Linked DNA regions of Mus musculus: region 1 is linked to region 2. The links are chromatin loops, found by intact Hi-C in ENCODE. Cell type or tissue: heart. All regions are shown on one strand. Links, peaks and the distances in the headings refer to the core of each region. The heading gives the core; the rest is flanking DNA.

Region 1 (8,144 bases), core at 2,755-5,254, 170 kb after region 2:
TTGACAAGTTAAAAATTGACAAAGTAAGATTTTCTGTAACTGTGTGCCTTTAGATTATTTTAAGATATCTTTTAAATATTAAGACTAAAGTTGCTTGTTTTCTTCTTTCAGATTGTTGCTTCAGGATTATTTCTAGGATCACATTTCTGTTCTGAAGCATGCACTTATAACCCCAACACTTGAGAGATTGAGGCAGAAGGATCTAGCATTCCAGCCCAATGGGGAATTAGAAAATGAGACCCTGTCTTAAAACCAAAGAAACCCATGCAGAGAGGGACATGGTCACTACTCACAGGTGATGTTAATCATATATGAAACTTGGTTTTACTAAATACCTTCTAGGTGTATTTAATAAACAATCAGATATTTTTAGTAAGCATCTGCATTTTATCTGTTTGGTCATAGCTCATATCTATGTGAGATTTGAGGTAGAACACACGTCTAAATCCAAATTAATCAGACCCTATACCTTTGTTCATTATTGTGTTAAAGTACGCAGCCTGCCATCCTGATTTGGAATCCTTGTTCTACTGCTTGGATAGGTTTTACTGGGGAAAACCCCTGTTGTATCTGTTTTTGTTTGTTTGTTTGTTTTTTTCCATGAGAAAATCATCATCATCATCATCATCATCATCACCACCACCTTAAAGTGATTGTTATGAGAATTGAATGAGCTAAAAGAGGTCTGGCACACAGCTTTAATCTCAGAAGGCAGAAGCAGGTAGATCTCTGAGTTCCAGGCCAGCCTAATCTATGGTTGAGTTCTAAGACAGCCGGAGCTGTTACACAGAAACTGTCTTGAAAAACCAAAAATAGATAGATAGATAGATAGATAGATAGATAGATCTTTTAAATAACATTCCTACCATTTTGTTTTGTCTTTGTTTGGGGGTGTGTGTACCATTTTATGTGTTATTCTTAGCATATTTCCCTCTGAAGAATTATTTTAAAAATATAATATGTAATTATCAAGGATAATTTATACTATATATTCTTCAAAGGCCCGGAGAAAAATTGTCTTGTAAGTTAATCTCGTCCCAGTGTGTTTCAGAAGATATAATTCTTCCACATTCGTCTTCAATTCTGCATTTACCAGACTGTGTCTAGGTGACTGACAAATTTATGTAACAGAAAAAAAGCCCCAATTTTTTTAAAATTGTCTTTGCAACCTAAGAATTACTGATCAATTTCTTTCTGTGTGTACAATTATTTTAGCATTCTGGTACATACTGGGTCATTTTATCATTTCTTGTCTAAGAAATGCAGTTTTATAAAACTTTTTTTATAAAAGCATTACCTTGGATGATAATATTTATTGACTGTCTAAACTTTTTGTAAACTAGATTCTGCTTTTTTTCCCTCCCTGTTTCTTTATTTAGAAGCTTTGTGTGAATCACAAACTCCAAATCCCCAACTCTGAATGGAAAGGGCTTTTCAGGAATGGGTGAATGAAGAGTGAATAATGCCAATAGCTCTTGAGCCACCCTTCATCGAGAAGACAAGAGCTTCCATGAAGCTGCTGCCTGTGAGCATTTCTAGAACACAGCAAGAATTAACAAGTGCTACTGTTGCTGATAATATAGGGCGGGTGAGAAGAGTGCCACAGATTCAAAACAGGAGAGAGATGCTTTTTATTCTTTGTCATAGTATGGCCTTGCTTTTATGTCCAATCGCACAGGTTAATTGTCTTCTAAAGAGAATAATAAATCAATTATGCTGCCTAGCTGAGAGGAGGGGGCAGAAAATCGAATACAATATAATAAGAACTTGTAAAAAAAAACTTAAAACCATGACACACTAACACATTACAGATTTTTAACTCTTTGCCTATCCAGCATTTTAAAAAATAGGTCTATATTTGTTTGTGGACTATTGTAATCCTTCTAATATGAAATTATTATATGAGTTTTAGAATTTTTCCTGTTACATTAGTCAAAGTTAAATATACTTTCCTGGAAGAAGACGCTACTTGAGGCTGCCCCAGTTTTCACCTTATGTAGTTTTAAAATGCAGCAAAAGCGTCAAAAGAATGTTCCCAAGGTATGTGTAAAGAATCGCTCACAAGCCCCATTTGACTCATTGGTGGGGCAAAGGGCCAGGAATGACAATTTTGAATCAAACAGTAACCTTTGAAGATCCTTCAGGGTAATGATGCCGAGAAGATCCCAAATGCAAATGAGGAGCAGATGGAAGTGTTATGAGACTTGAATGTACAAACATTTATGGTAAGAGACCTTCTAGAGTATTGTGAGGACACGGCCCTATTTTTCTTTGGCGATGTTCCTCTAACCATGTCTGAGAAGAGCCAAAGAGACTATTGACTGGCTAGAATTTGTTTATAAGGTTACTCTTCTCTCCAGAAAACAGTAAAATCTCCTTTGCAGTTTTCACTGGCCAGCCCTTTCAAGCAAGAGACAATGTTGAAACCATGCTGTCCCCTAGATGGGTAACATTCCTTGAAGTGTACCGCACATTCCTAAGGAAATAATTGTTCTAGCAACTCCACAACAGTGAAAGTGGGCCTGTCTGTGTGGGTGGTTATTAGGAAAACCTGTGGGTCCCGCAGGAGTCTTGGATTGCAGTGGTGGACAGAGGTGAGGGACCCGTGTTGCCCAAGTTTAGTATAAAGACTCCTTTTGTTGAGTCACTGACATGACAGCTCCTCATTTGTTGGGTCACTGGGCATAAAGTTATACTGCCTTGCCTGTCTTCCAGTCTCTCGAAGTAACCAACACCTCTTTAGTTTGGTGGTGGCTCGTGGACTGGCAAAACCACTTCCTATATGCCAGACAAGTTTGACTTTTTTTTTTTTACAGTAGTGCAGGGACTTTGGCAAGTATGAAAGAAGGCGTGGGAGAAGTAGTTAGGAGTTCATGAGGTAACCAGGAAGTCCTTATTTTGACTTGTTAGGATCCTGGCCATAACTCTCAAGTGTTTGACATGATCCCTGTACATTGTCCTGGTGACTTTCCCAGTTCTTGCCAAATGCCATTGCAGATTTTAATGATGTGAGGGGCAGTTTGTGCCCAGTCTTCTAACCATTGCTGTCGTACTCTGATTATTTTGCATTTAACACACAGAGATTGATTTCTTGCCTAAAATGAGCTGAATTCTATTTGGATCAGTTGGGCAGAATTAAAAAGTATAATTAGCCCGAGAATTCACTTCACTCCACAACCTAACTGCCACTTAAATATGCCCTGCAATGCTTCTGCACTTTGTGCGGAGCTTATAGAGCTGAGTTCTAGACTGAAGCAGTTGATTGCATGCAGGAAAGCAGCCATGAATTGCTACGAGATCCTCGTTGACGATCCTGCATGTGTGTGTGTTATCATCTACAATTGTCCTCATAAAATTAAATAAAAGCACGCATTTATTATTGTGGGGCTCCAATTAAGAGACAGCTGGTGCTCTTATTACGCTCGCATTAAATTGAAACTTGTAATTTAGATGTCCAGATGCACACTTTAAAACCCAAGTATAAAACCGCCTTTGCTTTGTCCATTTTCCATTCAGAAGTATCTGGAACCCTACCTCAGGGCTCCTCCTACCCGGTAAACTCCCTTGCAGTAGGGGAAGCATTTCCTCTGATCAACAGTTCTCTTCTCTCAAGTTTTTGGAGCGAAATAAAAGATCTGGCGTTTTATGGAAGGGAGGAGACCCCGGAAGGCAAACGGTAAGTATTTCACCCTCCACGAGTTGAAATACGTATTGATCAAAGTCATTTTGGAATTTTTCTAGTACACCTCACCTGTCTCGGGAGTGTCTAGAAACCTATAGCTTCGCATTACAATTGCCTGTCTAGTTGGCACTGTAGTCACTGAAGCTCTAGAAACTTTAGAGCCGGCTCGCGCTCCCGACCCGGGTGGCGTGTGCATGCTTCCCGCCGGCTTTGCTTCTGAACATCCTGAACGTTATGATTTGCCCCCATCCCCCCTCCCACACACATACTTAATAACGCAATGACAAAAGCCACTCTCGGCGAGGGCTTGTGCAAGCTGGGGGCTTGGGGGTGGGGTGGGGGGAGGCGCCACACCCCCTGAGAATAAAGCCCACGCCAGCAGTCTCGGGAAAAGCAAGCGCGAAGGTACGACTCTCACAAAGACGAGATTTCACGACGCAAGTGCGTCCTACAGGAAGAAAGTGCCCCCAGTCGGAGCGCGAGCAGGAGCGCGACTTTTTGGCGCTCTTTGCGAGCGAGCCGCAAGGAGGCGGAAGACGGTCCCGGGCCGGGGCGCGGGAATCGGGGCAGCGAGCGCCGCACGGGGGAGTTCCTGCGCGTGGCGTCCTCGCAGCGAGACGCCGCTGGAGTCGCTCACTCGGAGAGGTGAGGCTGGACGGTGGCGGGGGCGGTGGCCGTGGCAGTGGCGGCGAGGGGCGACGGCTAGGCGGGGTGAGTGGCGCTACCTGGCCAGGCGGGGCGGGGCCGGTCCGGGGCGGCTGAGGGCGGCGATTGCCGGCGACTCCAGGAGTTTGGCGTGAGTTGCCTTGCGGGCGCCTAAAATCCGAATTGTCTCTCCCGAATGGCCGAGCGCTAAAGTGAGAGCCAGCGGGGTCAGCCCGGGGGAGCGCGGGGGGGAGGGATGCGGGACTTTTGTGTGTGTGTTGTGGGGGTGCACGGTGGAGGGGTGCCGGGGAGAACTTAGGGCACGCCTTTAACTAGGGGCCCCAGTTTGGGGGAGATGAGGTGGGGGTGGGATGAGGGCCGGTTGCCACAGCAACCACGAGCCTCGGCGGCAGGAGCCCCGTGCCTGCCCCGGCCGGCCCTCCCGCTTGCCCGCTCGCCGGCCCGCCCGCCCGCGCGCGCCGCGGCGGCTTGGGGAGCTGGGGCGCTCGGAGGTGTGCTCCGAGTGGACTGAACCAAGCGGTGGCGACCGCGGGGGGTGGGGAGGGCGTGCTCCCGGGCCCCTCCCCTAGCAAGCCGGCCGAGTTGGGGGGACTCCCCCATTACCGAGGGCACCCCACAAACTAGGGTCTCCTTAGGCCTGAGGCAAAAGCGTGGGGGCCTGGGGACGGGGGTGGGGTGGGGGCGGAGGTGGATGGCACCTCTGGGCTCGTGGTCTTGGTCCCCGGAGTTCGCAGCGCGTGTTGCTGGACTTGACACCGTACACCCCGCTGCCGCTGACTCGGGGCCCGGTAGCACGTCCCAGCCCTGAAGTTCTGGAGGTGGGGCGAGCTTTAATTTGCCTATATCTAAGGATTTCAGGAACCTCGCTTTAAAATGGCGGCATCCACTATACACCCCTGCTAAAGGCTCGCCCGGCACCGGGGCCACCTAGCGCAGCGCAGCGCTGCTTTTTTTTTTTTTTTTTTTTTTTGCTTCTCCCGCTAACAGATGGCATGTGCGGCTGTTGCTGCCTCTGCCCCTACTGCTGCCACTGAGAACAGGGGCCCCTTAGCCTCTGGGTTTGAGCTAGCGACGGAAGGTAAGGCTGCGGATGAGTTTGGGTTTAGGAAACTGGCTGCCTTGCTAGGACACCGATGAAATGCGCTGCTTTTAAAACTTTTTTTCTACTCCCGCGCAAACAAGGCAATTTAACACTGACTGCAACTTGTTGCGTGGGTTTATTTTTTTCCCTGTTTGTTTTCTTTTCTTTTTTCCTTTGATTTTCCTCGTTTACTCTTTCCTTCCTCTCACCCCCACCTTTCCTTTTTTTTTTTTTAACATAAAGGAACTTCCTGCATGGCTTGTCATTAGCAAACGCTTTCTCTAACTAACTTTCCCATTTCCATGGGATGCCTTAGCAGGGCCGCAGAACTGCATTGCATCTCTTCCCTCCCTGTGTGAATACATTTGGGCAGCTTGCTTTTACCACCTGGAGCTGAATGGCATGATGGCTCTACATTATAGGGAAGGATTGTAAAGGCAGCTGTAGTTTTTAGCACTAGGAAAAAAAAGCTTCTGTGATAAGAAAATGACATTAAAACACGGGTTCTACTGAAGTTTAACCGTAGGCCATTAGTTGTGCTGTTGGTTTCGGCACACGTAGATTATGTGACACTGTTTATTGATAAGTAAGCACACACAACACACACATAGATGTGAATATTTTGTTCCAATGGTTTTAGGGAGTTCTTTTCGTCTAGATGTTCTTAATTGCTCTTTCTAAACTGGCCTCTGACCCCCACAGCCTTTCCATACGTGTAGGTAAAGTTCCTGGGAAAACATCAATTAAAATAAAGCTGCTGCAAGATTTAATTTTGAAATGATTGGTGACTGATCACAGTGCAGACATGTTGGTTTAATTAGCAAGGCTTTGGGTGACTACTGAAAAACAGACGGCTGATGCACCCGAACCAATGACTGGACACCGACACGTAATGTAATTGATCCAGGTATTTCTGAAGAAAGGCATATTGACAAGGACCCTTACCAGAGACTTTGGCTTTTTCTGAATCATAGGCACATTTTCTTTTGGACTGTGCAAAATTTAGTCCATTAGACATTAAATACTAAAGCAAATTGTTTTTTTTTTTAATTTATAATGCTTTGGGGAAATGCTTTTCCCAAATATTTAGAAACACTTCTCTAAGCCTAGCCTAAATAGACGTCTGTCTATAACCCAGCTGATCCTATTGTACTCGGTGTGCTTTTCACTTCTTCCAAGCAATAGAAGCTGGAAAGGAGGGGAAAGTTTGTTTTGCACCTACTAAAGTCTAGTGCAGGTTTTCTACAGTCTACCTAGAAACAAAGACCCACGCTGCTAACAATGGAATTTACTGTCTAGTAATTCCACACTGCTCGAAGAGACCCATGGGAAGCCATCACATTTGAGAAAGGAGGTGCTAGAGGGAGAGCAATAGATATCTGCAGAGGAAGGATGACAACCATCAAGTTCTCATTTTTTTAATGATCCCAAACCTAGTCTTCAGGTCTATAAGCTGTGTGGCTGAATGATTTTGGGCCAGAGACATCATTATAAAAAGTGAAAGTATTAAACCTCGGGGCCACAGCACTATAGGTGTGAGAACATTTCCCAGTCACTGCCCTGCTGCCTTATGTAGGGATGAGACCAGAGACTTCCTATGAAAATGTGACTTTCTGCTTTGCTCTGCGTGTAAGAACCACTCCATCTCGCTGATTTCTGTTCCTGCTTTAAGAATGCATAATGAGTCCCAGGACTGTTATAAAATAGCTTTTTCTCAACTTGAAATAGCATCTCATACCAGCTTCTCTTTAAGGAGGATAAAGCCTATGACTATTTGCTGGCAGCCGAAGCACGCTCTGAGTGTATTTGTACCTAACTTAGAGTTAAATAATTTTTTGCATACACCACTGTTTAAAAAGTGTTGAACTATACAGGAAAATAGGCAGTCTATAGCTCATGATGGGACAGATTTTGTGCACGGCTTTCAATTTAAACAGAAAGCCCTTTTGTACAGTTGCAAGAACCTAAAATACAAAGTAGATTACAATGTGCATTCTCCTCATTGCATTCTGCTTGCCTAAAATGGGTTCTCTTGCCTCTCACTGGACTTCCAGGAAGTTGTGAAAGTTACCCTTTTAGCCAGTAGGTGTGTTCTTGTCTGTCTAACTTTACACGATAAAGTAAAAAGCAGTTTGGAAATTTAAAAAAAAAAAAAGGTTTTGTCTTTTGAGTGGCTGCACAGTTCTACACATTTGCTGGAATGCTGACAGGCTCTTGGATGTTGTGCAGATGTTGACAATATAGCTTGCAGTACAGTTGTGTACTCCATTCAGCTGTCTTTGCATCTTGGAAGGAGGGGTGGGAAGAAAGGGAGCGAAAAGCCGCACTGTGATGAAGCTATTCATTCATAAAATTTTACACGTACTCTGCTTCTAGTGAAAGACAATCAAGAAGGTGGCAGACTTTTTCTTTTGAAATAAAAGGTGCTGTCTGCTAGATTACAAACGGGGACTGGGGAAATGTGAAGAATAAGTTACAGTGCCTATTAGACAAATGTCTTGATCCTGTCCCGTTGTCAAAATAAAATAATGGTCACGGCCATGTTGAAATGCTCAAGAGTCTGAAAGTGATCTAGGTTGCAATCACCTTTACTTGATTTGTGTTGTTCATGTTATTTTGAGACAGGGTCTCACTATGTAGCTCAGGCTTGCCTTGAACTCCTGTGTGTACTGCTCAGCTGGGGTTCCAGGTATGTACCAGACTGTTGAATTATGA
Region 2 (2,500 bases), core at 1-2,500:
TGCTAATTTTCAACAATATAAAGAACACTAGTTAACAGATGCACACAGTATCCAATGCTCAGGGCCCCAAATTCCTTGTGTGTTGAATGGAGCCTAGGCCATAGATATGCACCAGCCATGCATTCTGCATCCTCTGTAACAACCACAACTTTCATTGTTTCATCCCCCTGTCAGCCCATGTTCCAGGCTGTGTACTGAAGTCTAATATGGTCTGGAGTGATTGTACTAAATATTAACAATGTGTCATGTATTCCATTTTAATTCCTGGTGACATACATTCCACAAAATCATACCATTATAAACAAAGCCCACCCACTGGGTATATATAAACACTAGCCCTAATTCTTTAGACTAGCATCAAAGGGCCCTCAGTATCTGGTTCTGAGGAAAACCTGTCACAACTCTTCCACTCCAGGCATCATCCCAAGGGTATTCTCTGAGATTCTCCCTCATGATCTTCTGCCTAGGTTCATCTCTAAAGGTTGCGTGCATGCTGCCATTGCTCATGGCTTTCTTCTCTCACACACACTTCCCTTCTCTACTGTTCTTGTATGCTCCCCCACCCAATCACATACAACATACAAGCCAAACACACACACACACACACACACACACACACACACACACACACACACACACTGTTGTGCAGCAATTTCCTCTAATAATAAAGGATCTTTCAAGAAAGTTCCTTAAGGCAAACTATATTAGGAAGGAGATACGACAACAGGCTGTTCTAAGAGGAGGCGAAACATTCCATCCTGGAGAGAAGCTCCCTAAGCCTAGAAAATAAATAAATCAGTCACTCCAGGAAGTCTCTGAAACGTCCCATCCTCCCTTCCCAAGGGTATGTAAGCTGTGAAAGCTGCTGAGAGATACTTCCGGACAGTCTGAGTGGGCTGAAAGGTCCTTAGTGCTACAGAGTTGCCCGGGAAAGTCAGATCAGTCAAGCTTCCTAAAGGAAACAGAGCTGCTGAGTCACCTAAAAGACATAGAAAGCAGCTGAGCTGCCTGGAAGAGGTTCAACCTACTTGGGCTTCCTGGAAGAGACACTTCTCCAACCTGTTGAGAGGTCTGCATGCTCCAGGTTTGCAGCTTTGTGAGCTGTCACCGGCACTGGAATAGGCTGTCATTATGCAGAAGGATGTGCTAAAGATAACAGAAAGAAGATATTTAGGATAATAAAGGAAGACAGCCCTCAGGAAGTGATGTTTAAACTGAGACACAAAATAATAAAAAGGCGGTGAAAGTGTAAAAAAAAATCCATTTTATGTACAAAGCAAATGTTTGTTGAAAGAATTAGTGAATGGGTGTTAGGATTTAAAAAAAAATGTTCTGCCAAAAGGCTTTTTGTTGTGAAGGGCTACCTGCAATGGAGTTCCTCGCTTTGGTTTTTCCTTCCCAGCAGTCTGAGGCTTTAAGCTCAGTCTTTTAGGCAGTAAGCTTTGAGGTTATAGCAAGAACTTTCAGCAGAGGGCGCCCCAAGCCAATCATTCCATCATCCTGTTTCCTGAAAAGCCCAGAAGTACGGGAGATTTAGACAGTTTTTCAGTTCAGCGCCTCCTCCTCAGGACCTTTCTTCCAGCTACAAACAGCTTGTCACAATACTAGCTAAGATGTTAGCCTACCCGGCTTCCATACACTTTGGAAATTTTGAGGATAGTAGGTGTACCCATTGTGGTGAGTAGGGTGGTTTATTTTTTAGTCATTTCTATATAGCTGAACCTAAATTTGTACATGCTTTGAGATTCTCGTACAAACCTTGCCACCATACGTCATCTTAAATGTTTGTGTGTGCCAGGCTTATTCTCCTTGTCCAACTACAAACATACTCCTTAGCACTGCACATTGTCTGTTTCCCATTTATTTGGCTAGTGTCCACAGCAGACCCTTCAAGTTGTCTTTCACCATGACATAATATTTCCAGCACAACTTCAGAAGTGGACGGTAAGTTCAAAAGCTGGTCTGTGTTCTTTGTGTGAGGCCCGTTTGTAATGGGGCAGAAAGGAACAAGAGGTAGAGCTAGTTATCAAGATGTTGTGGAGAGGAGAGCATGTGTGTCTGGGATTCGACAGCACAGGGCATAGGAGCTGGTGAAGAATCTCTGTAAAGTAGAGTTAGTTGCTTGGTATCTCATGCCAAAGTTTGAATTTTATGCTTGAGAAAGGAAGATGTCCCTTAATTTGTAGAAATGAAACACATCATGGGACAGAAATTGTAGGATACCTGGAATGCTCGGTTGATTACTCACAGGCTCAGATCACAAGGTGAGTCAGCACCTAAGGGCCAAGGTGTATGTGCTGAGAACTGACTATAGCCTTCCTTCTGCCTTCTAAATTTCCTGTCTCAGTGCATTTATTTATAAACCACTTTAATGGGGGTTAGAGATACAGCTCAGTGGGAGAGTCCTTGCCTAGCATGTGTAAAACCTGGAGTTCCCTCCCCACTACTTCAAAACTACACAACAAACACACAAATCTTTCTAATAAAAAAATCCATACAG

Evidence for each region. Peaks named below come from ENCODE experiments on the same cell type or tissue, not always from the same donor. Only the 100,000 strongest peaks of a DNase experiment are listed, where the experiment ranks them.
Region 1: it touches region 2 in a loop (2.8-fold over the local background); 5 of 42 quality-filtered maps call a loop at or near these places.

The regions. Positions count from the first base shown.
Region 1 is chrX:51,201,957-51,210,100 of GRCm38, reverse strand. It overlaps Mbnl3 (muscleblind like splicing factor 3), which reads left to right and starts at 4,111. Exons shown (of 8, transcript NM_134163.5): 1 at 4,111-4,327. In heart, for the core only: a CTCF peak has its summit at 4,218; no DNase peak of the experiment used is centred there; H3K4me3 peaks cover 1,754 bases; H3K27ac peaks cover 1,439 bases; H3K27me3 peaks cover 415 bases.
Region 2 is chrX:51,373,842-51,376,341 of GRCm38, reverse strand. No RefSeq gene overlaps it. Among named protein-coding and RNA genes, the nearest start is that of Mbnl3, 170 kb to the right of the region's middle. In heart, for the core only: a CTCF peak has its summit at 1,471 (motif pointing right); no DNase peak of the experiment used is centred there.